Regions from separate parts of the Mus musculus genome. Here region 1 is linked to region 2. Evidence: chromatin loops called from intact Hi-C (ENCODE). Cell type or tissue: heart. All regions are shown on one strand.

Region 1 (8,000 bases), 110 kb before region 2:
TTTCAGGTTTTAAATGCTTGAAAAAAAATGAAAAGAATACTCAAGTGCATGTGACCATTGACTAAGGCTCACACTCCCATGTCCATAAGCACATTTGTATCGGGGTTTCCGTTTACGTATTTTCTTTGTCTGTTCCACTGTGTAGTAAGACAGAGACCGTGTGGTCTATGTGGGCAATAAACTATGTCCCATCTGGCTCTTATCTGTAAGGACTTGCCCACCCCTGATGCAGACTATAGAGAGATGCTGAGAAGGCTTGTATTCCTTTAGTCATTGATAAGAGTTCGTCCTTTAATCAATAGGTCAACCAGCTGATCGTCAGTATTAACATCAAGATGTGTACACACACACATGCACATATGTATGTGCACATATTTATATACACCGTAGCAATGCAATGCTGGAAACTTTAAAATGCCTTCCTGAAAGTAGTTTGTGCCTATGGATAAGCCTGGGGAACCACAGAGAGCCTTCTCTTGGTTTAGAAAGAGCAGGCAGAGGACACATACAGAACTCCCCTGCAGAGGATGAAACATAGATCTGGAAACAATGTGTCTGGGTTAGAAACCTTCCTTCTTTTAGTTTGTTGCATTTGCTTCCTGTCTTGTAGCTGTTGCTGCCGTGAGCAGGATGCCCGGCTTCCTGGAACTGTTTTGAAGGCTAGGGATGGAGTACTGTGCATGCAGCCCCTGCACCATGCTTAATCAATGGGGCTGGCATGGGATGTTAACAATAGCCGCGCCTCCCACAGTCCCCCTGAGCATTGCTAAGTACTTACTCTGCTCCCCCTGTTCTCACCTCAGGGGCAGGGGCTGCTCACTTCTCCCCTCTCCAGAGGACAGGGACAGAAGAAACTGACTCAAAGTCTACGTTTATAGAGCAACTGTCATAATGTGCCCTGCATTCATATTTGTCTACTCAGGCTAGGAGCTGTGAGATTTCCCCCCTTTAATTAAGTATATTTTGAAGAAGGGCCATGGCAGTCTCTGAAAGCCTTGATCTCTGATCACATTTTTTTTTCTTTTAAAGATTTATTTCTTTATTATATGTAAGTACACTGTAGCTGTCTTCAGACACACCAGAAGAGGGCATCTGATCTCATTACAGATGGTTGTGAGCCACCATGTGGTTGCTGGGATTTGAACTCAGGATCTCTGGAAGAACAGAGCCATCTGAGCCATCTCTCTGGCCTCTGACCACATTTTATCTCCTCCACTCCCTCTCTCCTTTCCACCTAATCCCTCCTTCCCAACCAACCCCTCCTTCCCACCCCTCCCTTCTCCCCACTCCTTCCTCCTCCTTCCCACCCCTCTCCCTTCCCCCCCAATCCCTCCTCCCCACCCTCTTTCCTTTCCACCCCTCCCTCCTTTCCTCTTTTCTTCCTTATCACCCCTTCCCCCACCGTTGACAGGGTTTCTCCATGTAGTTGAGTCTGGCCTCAAGCTCACAGTCCTCCTGTCTCAGCTTCTCAAGTGCTGAGATTACAGGTACAAAATACCATGCGCAGGGTTCTCGTGTACTGAGGCTATGGAACACTCAAGATGTTTTTACCTGGCCTACTCCTTCCATTTTCCCTGGAGGCCTTGCTCCCGAGGGCTCTGTTTTGTCAAGAACCTCTAGGACTCTATGTCTTTATGAGAAGATGGACCCCATCTCTCCTATTTTTCTATTTACAAAATTTCCTTTCCTGTAGTAAGTCCTAAATTGAAATAATTTTTAGATAAATTCCTCCAACATGGTCTCTTCCAGCCCTAGGTTTTCATGTCTTCCTGGCTGTTTAGTAGTGATTTTCTTTTCTTTTTTCTTTTTTTTAAAACAATTTTTCATTAGATATTTTCTTCATTTACAATTCAAATGCTATCCCAAACGTCCCTTATACCCTCCCTGACCCTTCTCCAACCCACCTACTCCCGATTCCTGGCCCTTATATTCCCCTAGTAGTGATTGTTCTTGATACTGCTCATAGTCAGAAGAAGGCAGTTAGATCTTAAGTATATTTGTACTTAAATGGTTTAAAATAACTTAATCTTTAAAAAAATGTATTCTTTTTTTTTTCTAAATGGAGCAGGGGGGCACACCCATGTCACCCTAGAAGCCAGGAGGCTTAGGCAGGAGAATCAAGAGTTTAAGTCTAGTGTGGGCTACATGACAAGATTCCACCCTAAGGGGGAAAAATTGGTCATTTCTCTAACAATACAGCTAAAAATGCGCCACAAAGACAAAATGGCCAAAGTAAGTATATGCCAGGGAATCTCTTGGGTTGTAGATTCCACATCGATTGACAACAACACTCAATGTTCAAGAGCGATGTTATTCTATAATGTAACTCTCAGATGCATCTCCCCTCTAGGGCGCCATACTCTTGGATAAAGGCAATAAGGAATTTCTGAGTGCAGGAGACCCCACACGCCTATTGATATCCAACACGTCCATGGACGATGCAGGCTATTACAGATGTGTTATGACATTTACCTACAATGGCCAGGAATACAACATCACTAGGAATATTGAACTCCGGGTCAAAGGTAAATACATACCACCGAGGTACCTGTCTTGCTTGGTTCTAGAAGCAGCTTGATAATAAATTCAGGATCACCTAAAAATCCTCGAATGTCTTTGGCATGAAGGAAAAAGAAAAACATGTTTATCAACTATTCTAGATGTTACTAAACCACGAACAAGATACTTTAAGACGTATAAGGCAGGGAGTTCTAAGAGAAGGAGAGTTAATTCTTGGTCAGGAAAGGGATGAAAGCAGGTATTTGAAGGTTGCAATGCTAAAACTCACCACTAGAGGGGGTACAAACTAAGGCGTCCTGGGAAATGGAAGGTTCATGAGCTCTGAGCTGGTACGGACACTCTTGTCAAGCCTTAAAATATACTTCGGAGGGACTGAGAGTTTACTGCAGTGGTTCTAAACCTGTGGCTCACGACCTGTTTGGGAGGTCACCTATCCTTCATGTCAGGTATTTCCTATATAATTCGTAACAGTAGTAATTTACAGTTATAAAGTAGCAACTAAATAACTTTATGGCTGACATAAAATGTCCACATGAGGACCTGTATTAAAGGGTCACAGCTTTAGGAAGGGTGAGAACCACCATTTTACTAGGTTTTTGACCAGAGCGCTGAGCAGAGTGCCAATTGTGGCTCTTTGTACAGGCTGACTACTACCTGCCTGAGAGTTTGACAACAGAAACCTTCAAAATCTTGATTTTTTTCCAAGAATTGGCATATTTTCACCAGCATAATGAAATCTTGGATATAGGCACAAGTTTAAACATGAAATTAGTGTATGCTTCATATATATTTTTTACACATAACCCAAAGATAGTTTGATGTGATATTTTGTTTACATCTTTTTTTGAGACGGGGTCTTGGGCTATACTTGGTCCAGTGGCTATAAGCTGGCTTCTAACTAGAGAACGTACTGTAGCTCTTCCATGCAGAGGTAACTCATGACTGCCACCAGGTCGACTATCACAGTATTTTAATTAATTCTGTGCATTCAAACAAAGTCTTACAGTATGGAATTTCCCACGCACAGCATTATATTGTTGCTTAACAAGTTTCAGGTCTTAGAGTAACTCAGATTTTGCAAACCCAGAGAAACGATGCTCGGCCTATGCCAGGACAGATTATACGTGAAAAGAACGTGATAGGCAGAGCTGGCCAGTATTGAACAGTCGTTTAATGTAGTCGTTTACCCCCAACTCTTACATGCTGGAGAGGAAGCGAGGTGAAGGGAAAATAGAATCAAATATGTGAGCCCCAGAGACTCATTCGTGTCACTATCCTGCCTGAACCGAAGCCTCTGGCCTATATTTGTTTTCCTGTCCTGTGAGAAGAGAACAGGCTCACATCTTCTTGCTCAGTTCAGGGTGGTGTCTGAGAACGGGCTTCACCACTCGTCTGTGTGATACTGCACAGAAACACTAGGGGGCGGCAGACCTGCGTATTGTACCGAGTTGTGAAACTAGGGCCACACAGTGGTTCTTAAATGGGGCTGCCCTGTCTGGCCTCAGTGGGAGAGGAAGCACCTAGCTTTGCAGAGACTTGAAGTGCCAGGGTGGGGTGGGGGTGGGGGATACCAAGGGGCGGGGCAGCACCTGCTCAGAGGAAAAGGGGCTGGGGGGAGGGGGAGGGGTTGTGGGAGGGGGTGACCGGGATCAGGGCAGTAAGTTCGATGTAAAGTGAGTAAGTAAAATAAAATAAAATAAAATCAATCAGTCAATAAATCAAATCAAATTTGATGAGTTGCACACGAGATAATTTAAAAAAAGTGGGTCCTGAACCAGACACAGTAGAGTTACCTGAGGATTCATCACACACACAATCCTAGTGCTCCTCACACAGGGAAGGAAGATCTGAGTGCTCCTCACATGCGCAGTCTGACTGTAGCGCCCCCCCCCCCGCCCCCCGCCCCCCCCACCCCCCGCCCTCAGACTCCAGTAGTACCTGCACAGGAGACTCTAAGGTCCTATGCAGATCTGATAAATAGGCGCTTGGGAGCTGAGGTGCTGTAATCTATATTTCCCAAGCACTTTACCTTCAAGGCCGTGGTGTAGGCACACCCTGGTCTCATCTGGTGCTTACATGGTAACTTAAGTGCTTGCTTTTTTAGTAGTAGAAACAAGAACAAGAAAAATGGGTCCAGTTGAGGGATGGCTCCCAACCCTCTTCTCACTCCCCAGCTGGCTCCTTTGCTCCACTTCAGGTGCCCAGTTTCTTCAAGCTGGTTCGAATCCTTTGGAGGTCCACTCCAACCTCCCTAAGGAGTTAATATGACATCAGTGACCAAGGTGTGTCACTGAATTTAGTTCCCAGTATGGGATTGGTCTTCCACACAGATGGCTCTCTAACCCACTTTCCGACCCCCCCCTTGCTCCCCCCCCCCCCCCCCCCCCCGCCTGCTCTTGAAGACATGGCTCTTTAATCTTGAGGGAGGGCAAAACATGCTGTGGAGACCATAAGTGTGCATTCAGGAAGCCCGGGAGAGGAATAGCTAATTGTTCAACGCAGAGCAGATAACGAAGACCATCTGCCAGAAGAATGTGTAACCATGGCCTCGTCCGGGAATGCCTCTGCCGGGAAAAGCATTGGCTTAAGATGCTCAGTTTCATGGAGAGGCCCATTTCCTTTGCCAGACAGAGGCGGAATCTCACAATGTCTGCTCCCATGGGGGCAGGGCCACTTAATTAGCTAAATAAGCAAATCTGAATCTGTACTGGAAACCAAGGCGACCTCCTCATGCAATCTCTTTTCCGTTCTATCTTCTCAGGAACAACCACGGAACCCATCCCTGTGATCATTTCTCCCCTGGAGACAATACCAGCATCATTGGGTAAGGATCTACAAGAATTGTGTGGCCCACGAACCCATGGTGGTGCCTGAAACCATCAGAGGGTTTGGGACCTGTGCCAGCTGACCACATTATGCTTTTGGGTGCACAGTGCCTGAGTGAGGCCCACGAACCACACTATGTAGGGGCCTGACATGACCACCGAAGGGACCTTTGTCTTCAAGTATTGTTTGGCAGTATTGCCATTCTTTGAGAGCAATGATACTTTATTTCCTGAAAGTTAGACCCACAAAAACCTAAATGTTACGGGGAAAATAATTTGGTAATAGTTATTAACTGTAGGAAGGGGGTCCACAGAGTTGGCTGGCACCTTTAGTACATTCAACTTAATTCTCGTTCTCAATATTTAGCAGCTACTCAGAATTCCTATAAGACTCTCTTTGTCAAACAGAGCCAGCAGCGACTGCAGATAGTTCCCCGTGATTAGAGTAGCTGGTATATTCACCAATGGTATGATGAAAAGGGGTTTCTGTTTTTACCCCTGCTGATGCAGGACGTCTGGCCAACAGACTTGTTGGATGGTCCGTAGTGGGTGTCCAGTGAAGGCACATTAGTGAACTGTAGCGATCCTTTCTGAAGCTCATGGGAGGGAAGGGCTGCCCATGTACTGAGCATCTACTCTGCCTGGTGGGTGTGCATTTCATGTCAACACTGACTCTCTCCGAAGGTCTTATTTCTACTGTTTACCACAAGAAAAGCCTCCAAGGAGTGATAGAGATATAGTGTACTTCAGAAACTCGGGGCTGGGGTCAAGTTTGGCTGTAGATTTTGGTCTGTGTGCCCGGGAAACTGATGTGGACATACCTTCTCATATGCTTGTTTCTAATGATGCAGGTTTTAGAGTTCTTATGCTCATTCATCAAGTTCTGGCTTCAGAGTCCGTTTTAGTTTTTTATTTTAAAAGATTTATTTTTTTTATTAGGTATTTTCCTCATTTACATTTCCCAATGCTATACCAAAAGTCCCCATACCCACCCCCCACTCCTCTACCCACCCACTCCCCCCTTTTGGCCCTGGCGTTCCCCTGTACTGGGACATATAAAGTTTGCAAGTCCAATGGGCCTCTCTTTCCAGTGATGGCTGACTAGGCCATCTTTTGATACATACGCAGCTAGAGTCAAGAGCTCCGGGGTACTGGTTAGTTCATATTGTTGTTCCACCTATAGGGTTGCAGTTCCCTTTAGCTCCTTGGGTACTTTCTCTAGCTCCTCCATTGGGGGCCCTGTGATCCATCCAATAGCTGACTGTGAGCATACACTTCTGTGTTTGCTAGGCCCCGGCCTAGTCTCACAAGAGACAGCTATATCTGGGTCTTTTCAGCAAAATCTTGCTAGTGTGTGCAATGGTGTCAGCGTTTGGAAGCTGATTATGGGATGGATCCCTGGATATGGCAATCACTAGATGGTCCATCCTTTCATCACAGCTCCAAATTTTGTCTCTGTAACTCCTTCCATGGGTGTTTTGTTCCCAATTCTAAGAAGGGGCAAAGTGTCCACACTTTGGTCTTCGTTCTTCTTGAGTTTCATGTGTTTAGCAAATTGTATCTTATATCTTGGGTATCCTAAGTTTCTGGGCTAATATCCAAGGTAAGTATCTAAAAGATTTATTTATTTATTTTATGTATATGGATATACTGTAGCTATCCTGAAAAAGGTATAGGATACCATTACAGATGGTTGTGAGCCAACATGTGGGTGCTGGGAATTGAACTCAGGACCTCTGGAAAGCAGCTCTTAACCACTGAGCCATCTCTCCAGCACCCCCCCCCCCACCACCAGCGTCTGTTTTAAAACAAAACATTATTATTAGTTCTGTTTGGGGTTGGCTTCAATGTTAACGTTTACCTGGAGGCCATAGAGGTAGAGGCCCTTGTGCATGGGTTCAAATTACTGGTGTTCCTCTTGCTTATCTGACTGTCTTCTCGAAAGCCAGAGTAGTAGAGACAGTGGTCGGTCCTGGTTTCCAGTTTGCTGGGTCTCAGGTGCTCTCCAGCTAAGTGGAGCCCAGTCCTGTCTGTGGCTTTGAAGGCACTGCAGTGCGTGGTGCAGTTACATGCCCACTTTTTGCTTGTGTGTTTTGTTTTATCCTAGCTATGAGCGCGGGTTCAGGCTTTCTGTACTCTAGGCATGACCTAGATATGACGGCCTGCCATAGCTGGTGGGAGCGTTTAAAGTCCCAGGGATAAGAAGTGATGGAGAGTTGCTGATGCTCTCTGAGTGTGACGTGGGGCCAGACATACTAACAGGCAAACTGTAGAAGCTGTATCTTCAAGAGTCCGAAGTGAGTCTTCTTTTCTATTGCCTCCTCTTTGGTGACTCAGAAAGAAAAATAATTTCCTGTGATTGAGGCAAGGGATTGGCATCATCGAAGTGCACAACAGTAGAGAAAGTATTGTCCTTAGATTGTGCCACTGGTTTTCAAAGGGTTAATTCTAAACCCAGACCCTCTTGGAATGAAGCATCCCATTGGGAAAATGTAAAGCTGAGGCCAGCAATGGCAGAAGAAAGAGTCACATGTGACGGGATATTTTTTGCAGTTAACATCGGTTGTGGAAAGAAACAGCTCTGAGTATTGAATGTTCTGTGGTATTACAGTGGCCTTGGTGAAACCATTCAAGTCTATGTGCTTTGGGGCTTTT
Region 2 (8,000 bases):
GGAGGCTTACAGTTCAAACAGCACTCTCGATTTTGTTGCTGGCCCCTTGATTGAGTCACATGGTGGCTGCACAAACATGAGAGAGAGATTGCATGGTGAGAAAGGAAGCCTGGGAGGAGCCAGCTGTGCTCTTTCCTCATAACTCTCACTAAGAAACTAGGACTGTCACTCTATTTTGAGGACAATGACCCGGCCACCTTGCACTAATGACCCACCTCTTAAAGGTTCTATTACGTCTTAACATTACTACCTTGGGAAACCAGGCTTTTGATGTGCGAACCTTCAGAGACAAATTAAATTCAAGTTGTAGTGCTTTGAATTTGCTCTTTGAAAAAAATGCCACCTCTCACTTAATCTCCCTTTCTTGTGTCCTTTGGCTCTGGACAACTGAAAGGTGTCATGAGCATGTCTATGCACTGCGTGGCTGCTTCCATCCTGGGAGGAGACTGTCTGGTGTACACAGAGGAGGCAAGAAGGCACCCACTGGAGAGCTTTTAGACTGCTAGGTGACCCACTCTTCAAGATGACCGATTTATGGGCATCTCTGAATGTATCCAGCCCTACTAACCACATTGTACATTTTACTCATAAGGCAGATCCCTGCAAACTATTTTCAAGAAAAGTCCCACTTCAGTAAATTCTGGTTAATCTCCACCTAAAACCCCATGAAGCAAAAGGTTGAATGAGGGGTCATCCAACTTGACTTTTTCTTGGTCAATTCATGATTTCTCTCAGCAGCCTGACTTGAAATGCCAGAAGATAATGCTTGTAATAATTCACTTGTAAACTTCTCTGTCCTTCATGGGGGCTTAAAAAAAAATCCCTAAACCTCAGCCATGAGTGTGAAATCTATTTGTCTACAGGATGAGGGATTAAGGGCTACATTCTCCCCGAGGTCTGGTAGGTTAGGAGGAGGCACAGGATGGCCTGAATTAATTGTGCCATTGTCTGGGAATGAGAATAAAATTTATAGGCAAGCAATCAAATGTGGCTCCTTGAGGCTGACCACAGAGGTCACAACAGGCCATTGGGCATGCCATGATAGCTGTTACTGTGTAAGAGGGCAGAGTTTAAACCAACAGAATGTGTCACTAGAAGGCATTAGAGATCAACTAATTTAAGTATAGAATTTCCAGACTCAGAAAAATAGAGGTATTCTATTCTTTCTTAATGGCCTATAGATCCAAGAATAGACTCCTTGCAGCAAACTGCACATACATGTACACACATGTTCATGCATCATCATACTATCCATGCTTCTTCATCCTCCTCTCACATGTAGAAAATACATGGAGTTTAGTTTCTATAAATATATTTATAAATGTGCATTAATTCCGAGCTGTTCACATTCCAGAAAAATATGGGAGTTATTTATGACCTTCTATGTACTACCAATACATAAATACAGATGAAGTGGAAACTTAAGGGTTCTTTAGAAAGTTGTGTTGGATGGTGTTTTGCTGGGGCAAATACGTGGAGTGATTTCCTGAAGTGGACACAGGTGAAAGACTAAGATAGACTTGTGAAGGAATGTTTAGCCAAGGCAGACACTGGTGAAGTGATGTTCTGCTAAAGCCAGTGCCCATTGCTAACAACATGCATAAATTAGTCTGCCAATATAATCGCGTGGTTGAGTTGTATTTGTTGGGACTCCTAGAGAGAAACACACCAAAAACCTTCGGTGCTGCGCTGCAGTTTCTTGCTGCTTCCACAGACTCAGGCCGATTGGCAGAGTGATGTCAGATGAGATAGGCTCACATGCTGAGGCAAGACCCCTGGAGGACACATGATGTTTGGAGGGAGTATAAAAAAATACTGGAGGGACAGTGACGGAGGCTGAGGGCTGGCTGTCTCTCTAGGTAGTGCCACTGCTGCTGATTCCCGTTTGCTACCGAGCTGGACTTCTGGTGGACCCATGAACCTGTGAGCTGAACTGCTGAGTTCCGGACAGCACAGACGGGAGTTGCTCCAAAGAACCTTTCTAAACAGGTCCTCTTCCCCATATCCTTTCTTTCCCACTGCCTCTGGTGGGCGGTGGGCTACAAGGGAGGTTAAAGCATTTAAAAACCATCATTAAAAATAGGTTTTGAAGAAAAATTAAAGTCACATGCAGACAATCTCGAGTTCTTCCAAGGAAGTGTGTGTCAATGACACTGTGTTATAACCACATTATCTGACACACTTAATACTAAATTCTTAGGAATCAGCTCAGATTGTTGCATACTGTAGCACTCAGGAAGAAACTGAAGTCCGGGAAAATTTCCATTAGCTTCTTGTGTTGAATTTTCATTGTCAACTCTGACTATTTATTTTCCCTAAACTCTGTGGGCGGGTGACTGGACAGCTGGCAAAGCCCAGACAGGAGTGCACGTGGGGCTTTCCTGTTTGCTAACTAAGAGTATACGTCCTTAATAGGGCTCTCCTTGTTGAGGGTGAGAGAAGAAACTCTGCAGTAAAAAAAGAGGACCAGAAACATTCCTCAGATAGAGCCTCTCCTCTTGCTGCCCAGGAAGAATAGGCTAAACTGATTAGAGGAGAAGTATGGGAAGCAAATTCTTACTTGGGAGAATGCTTAGTGCCTTGGGTGGGTTAGTCTCCTCCTCTTCCTCCTCCTCTTCCTCTTCCTCCTCTTCCTCCTCCTCCTTTCCTCCCTTCCCCTCATCTCCTCTCCCTTCCCCTCCTCTCCTCTCCCCTCCTCTCTTTCCCCCTCCCCTTCTCCCCCTCCTCCCCCTCTACTTCTTCCCCCCCATCTCTGCTTTTCCCACTCTAGGAAGCCAGAAATACCTCTGGAATGAAGCGCTACCCACCCTCTAAGTCAGTGGAAGATATTGCATTGCTGAGTGTTTTAGCTTGGCTGTGAGTACATCAGCAGGCTTCTCTCTGAAAACTGTGGGCACCCCCAAGGCAGCCTCTCCTTTGTCCGATGGTTTCTGGTCCACCCAGAGCCTCCCTATCTCTCCCAATCTTTATAGGAGGAAAATCAAAAGCAGGAGAAAAAAATAGGAAGAGAAACAGGAGGTGGGAGAAGAGGGGGAGGGAGTACCAGGAAGAAATGAAAGCAGAGGAGGGAGCAGAAGTGAGAAGGTTCGGGAGGACTGGGAAGGGTGTAAGGGAAAGGACTGGAGGAAGGGAGGAGAGGTCAGGAGAAGCTGGTGACTGGAACTGGCTCGCACTGTTCCTGCGGAGGAAATGCAGGGAGGCTCCTTTTCCGCAGCGTGCTCCCTCTCGCTCTTCCCCTGTCACTGCTGTGGGCTTGGGGTGTCAGACACTCGGGGATTCTGATCATTGAAACCCATACTCTCCCAGCCTAGCTTTAAATGATGGAAAGATACCTTGGCTCCATCTCTTTAAAGTGCCGAGATAGCCTGGGATGGACCAGTGAGGAGCACTTCCTCGGTTCTTCCCTGGAAGGCCCTCCACTTCCCGAGTGTGAATTCCATCCCGAAGATAACCTCAGTGCTTGTCTTAGGAAGGCTTAACAGGGGAAGGAAAAGCAGGGTGGAGAAATAGGGGCTGGAGTTTTACCAATATACGTTATAAGCATGTATGATATTCTCAAAATCTTTAAAAACCCACTGGCAGTGAGTGGCCCTTTCAGGATAAACTTTCCACTATTGTTAAGACCTAGGTTCGATTTCCTGTGGCTTGACTGGTCCTGAAGGCATACACCAGGCAGAAGGGGGATGGACTTGCTATCTGGGAGTCTGCCCCGGGGCCTCGTTTCTTCAGACCTCCAGACACCTGGTGTTGGGACAGGTCAGTTCTTCCCAAGCCCGCTCCACGTGGGAGCAAAGGTGGAAAGTGCCACTTCTCAGCATGTATACATCCACTGTGTGTGCTGGGCCAGGGTGTTACCCATTGTAATGGTCACAAAACCATAGCAAGAAGGTTAACCAGCCCCCAGCCCCTGCAGCAGCTCAGGGTTGCCATCATTCTTGTCTGGGCCTAAATAAGACCATTTGCTTTTATTAATTACCAGTTCATCACGGCTGCCTGGTTGCCGCCTAGCACAAGAAAGCCTTCCAGAAAAAGGCACCCAGAAGGGTGAGACCCTTAGGAAACCCTTAGGAAACCACCCAGTTCCTGACTGGACAAATCCTGTTTCCAAACCAATCATCTGGATCCCAGTTAAGACTTACAAAGCTGCAGCAGATAGGGCCCACCTCTGCCTGGCTGAGGTGTCTTGAGAAAGGCACCTAATATAGCATGTTCTCTTCATCTTAACATAGATATAAAATTTTACATTTCCCAGAAGAAAGCCTGACCCAGATCCCCACCAGCCCTTGAAGAGAGAAGGTAAAATCTACAGCAGGGGATCATCCCAGGGAGTCAAGGGGGGCTGTTCTCCGGGGAACAGTGGAAAATATTAGAAGACAAGGTAAAAGAGGAGGGAGGACATCCTGTGGGGTCCCCTTTAAGTAAGTGGCAGAAAAGGGATCTAAGCACTCAAATTAAGAACAACGATTTAGGGCTGGAGAGATGGCTCAGCAGTTAAGGGCACTGATTGCTCTTCCAGAGGTTCTGAGTTCAATTCCTAGCAACCACATGGTGGCTCACAACCATCTGTAATGGGATCCAGTGCCTTCTTCTTGTGTGTCTGAAGATAGTGACCGTGTGCTCACATACATTAAATTAATAATATTTTTTTTAAAAAACCAAAAATTTACCCACTGTTTTCTGTAGACAGTGTGACAGCCATTCTGAGTTGCATGAAGACATCTTGGGAAGGGTACTGAGAGCAACCAGGAATGTCCATCAAGGCCAACTGACAGGGGATTTATAGCCTGGAGTAGGTAGTTAGGTGGCTTGCTATCTGTGATAGCGGAGTAGAGGCCAGCATGATGACAGGCCACACTCTTATGACTCTGAGAACATTCTCAGGAGAAGCAGGAATAAGTGAGAAAGCCCTGCAGCAGCCCCGCCCCCCTGCCTCCCCAAGGGGCTCCAGGCTTCCAGGTATAGGGTTCTGGCTCTGAACTCTTTGAACTGAGTAAAGTTTTGTGGCATAGACTGGGAGATGGCAGTGTGTGTTGGGGGTGGGGTTAGATCCCAGGCCAGGCACTGTCTGCGAAGAATCAGGGTAGGACTGTAATTTTAGGCCAGGTATATGTTAGTGGGTTCATCTAGATTTAATGTAATATTAGACAAGGGGAGAAAGCCTGCCTTGGGAACTGTGGGAGGCTCATGTGCAGCCAGGGTACTAATATTTCATAAGGGCCTGGCACGTTTGCTGAATGCTTCTGGCTTACTGCCCAGCACCGAGTTTCCTGTTCATACTGTTCATACTTCCCCAGATGTGTCACTGCAGGATTAAAACCCAAGAGGCTCTGACACAGGCGTCATCAGGAGCCCACTTTCTCTGGGTCGTCTGACTAGAAGTGAGCTGTCTGTCATTCTTGTGCACGCCAGCCCAGTAATCATTTGGAGGCAAAGCAAACTGTAAGTAATGCTGTCCTGGGCTGACTTGAGGAGGCAGTTTTCGTTTTAACAGCCAGTGTTTATTTGCTCAGCAAACGTTGTCTCGGGGAGAAATGTCGCTGGATGTCATCAGAGTTCCCAGTGCCCCGAACCGTGAACAACACAAATGGTAAGATGGCTTGCTGCACTTTAGGGTTTTCTGTCTCGGTATTTTTCCTCCTTCTCGGGTATGTGGAGATGTTTACTTACACGCTGAAGAGTTATTTGGGAAGGACAAATGGAAACCGAGTAAAGATAACACTATGCTGTTCACTCAAAGGAGACACAGAATTTCTTGGTATTTTACATCCCTACGGGCACACTTTAACATTAAGAGGTGTGCATTAGCATATTAAGGTGGCCTGGAGTTAGGCTTCATTGTGTGGGAGATTCACTATGAAATGCATGGAAATTATAATCTCTAAGTACTTTTAGGACTTATTGTAGACTCCTTTGAAGCATACTGTTTGTGAGTTAACATCACTTATAATAAGCTACTTGTAATCTATCACAGTCATGGCTCTTGCACCAGTGGGGAGGGTTGTAAAGAGAAGAGCTGTTTCTGAGGTTGATTTAAAATGCCATTTTGGACCTTAGAACCAAGAAGCATCACTTCCCATCAGTGACTGCGGTATAGAGGGATGCACTCACACTAGAGGGTTCTTGGAGGAGGACAGCCTCACTAGAGGGTGTGCTGAGGGCCTTGCAAAGCTATTACCAGGAGCCACTCGTTGCAGAAGTGATCATGTACCCTACAGGCAACACACACACACACACACACACACACACACACACACACACACTTCTTTCCATAAGAGTTAAAAAGCAGCCTTGGAAAACAAGAACATGCTTTCTTTTTTGTTTTGTTTTGGACACAGAGTCTTGCTGTGTAAGCTCTCTGTTTGGAGGCTTTGTACATAGCAATAGAGAAGGTTGTGTACGCACTCAAATGAGGATTATAAACTTTGCTCTGATTTCTCATTGGACACCCTAACCTTTATAGTTCCCATCAGCCATCTTTCTGTTAATAACAACAACAACAACAAACAACAAACAACAAACAACAAACAACAACAACAACAAAGGGGACAGAATCAGAAAGAATAAAGACAGGAAATAAGGAAAAATCTGAGGGTGTGTGCGGCAAATTGAAGTTTACTGTCTTCCATTTAATTCATTAGACTCCAAATTGTTTCACACAGAACGCTAGTTTTGTGCTGTGTTGGTGAGCTTCTAGATGGTTATAACACAGGGAGGAACTCTCCCAAAGGTGCAGACAGGCAGGGACCAAAGCGTATGCCGAGTCCCAGCATGTACTTGAGGAGCAGCTGGCCCTTTGTGGGTTGTATGCTCTGTACCTGTTCTCTATGCTCACTGTAAGCACGTTGATCTGCTAGGAAGGGGCGAGAAGAGAATTACCCAGATGATCGGGGAATACTTTCTGAGATTAAGACGGTATTTCTAATAGGGTAATTCATCTTTTTTTTTTAAAAAAAAGATTTATGTTATGCATGTGAGTATACTGTCACTGTCTTCAGACACATCAGAAGAGGGCATCAGATTTCATTAAAGATGGCCTTGAGCCACCATGTGGTTGCTGGGATTTGAACTCAGGACCTCTGCAAGAGCAGATGGTTGTGCTTTTAACTGCCAAGCCATCTCTCCAGCCCCCAGGTAATTCGTCTTTAAAAGTCATTTTCAACAGCACAGACACTGGTTAAAAACTATGGGCCCACAAACCTTATTGGCGTAAGCCTGACAGTCTAATGAGTGGGAAGACATGGCAGCCATTATGAAGGAATGATGAAGGTCTGCTTCTAGAACGTGCCTTTCAAAAATCAGAGACAGTACTCGTTCGTTGTTACAAAGGTAAATCCACAGAGATGATAAAAGGTAGAGAGCAATTCTGCATCCCGGCAAGATGAATACCCTGGTGGGTCATTGCGCCTCTGTGCACCCTTCCTCTGAAGTCTGAGTAATTCAGACTGGACTTGGAGACTTCAGAGTTTTGGACTATGGGGACACAATGAAGACTGTGTAAATATTCCCAGATCAAACATTTTCTAAAATCTGAACAGTTCTGGTCCCCAGGATTTCAGATACGGGAAAGTTAACCTGTAACATTAATGGCTATCTTGGTTTCTGAATATATTTGCATTTTGAAGAAATATACTCATACTACATATGTTTTATTACTTGGTTTTACCTTCTAGCAACATAGTGTGAGCAATTTTTCATAGCAACGAGTTTCTTTTTATCAAGGTGTTAGGGGTCGGGGAGATGGCTCTGTGGGTAGAGAGCTTACTGTGCATACTAGGTGAGCAGAGACGCACAGATCTGGGGATCCCCCTGGCCAGGCTGTCTAGCTCACTGGGGGAGCTCTTGGTTCAATGAGAGACCCTGTCTCAAAAAAAAAAAAAAGGCAGAGAAGTGATTTAGGAAGACACAGAGGTATTTCCACATATGCCAACATATTACTGTTCACACATACCCCACAAGCTTTTAAAAACATGTTATATATCTTATTAAATAGTATTGGTAGA

What was found. Hi-C counts contacts between places; a loop is a spot of excess contacts. Peaks named below come from ENCODE experiments on the same cell type or tissue, not always from the same donor. Only the 100,000 strongest peaks of a DNase experiment are listed, where the experiment ranks them.
Region 1: it touches region 2 in a loop (6-fold over the local background); 6 of 42 quality-filtered maps call a loop at or near these places.

What each region holds. Positions count from the first base shown.
Region 1 is chr1:40,112,674-40,120,673 of GRCm38, forward strand. It overlaps Il1r2 (interleukin 1 receptor, type II), which reads left to right. Exons shown (of 9, transcript NM_010555.5): 5 at 2,351-2,525; 6 at 5,282-5,344. Among named protein-coding and RNA genes, the nearest start is that of Gm16894, 31 kb to the left of the region's middle. In heart, CTCF peaks have their summits at 2,786 and 3,919 (motif pointing right); DNase peaks (open chromatin) are centred at 3,938 and 5,128.
Region 2 is chr1:40,219,720-40,227,719 of GRCm38, forward strand. It overlaps a transcript of Il1r1 not described here. Among named protein-coding and RNA genes, the nearest start is that of Il1r1, 43 kb to the right of the region's middle. In heart, no CTCF peak of the experiment used is centred here; DNase peaks (open chromatin) are centred at 3,192, 4,072 and 5,262; H3K4me3 peaks cover 546 bases; H3K27ac peaks cover 2,246 bases.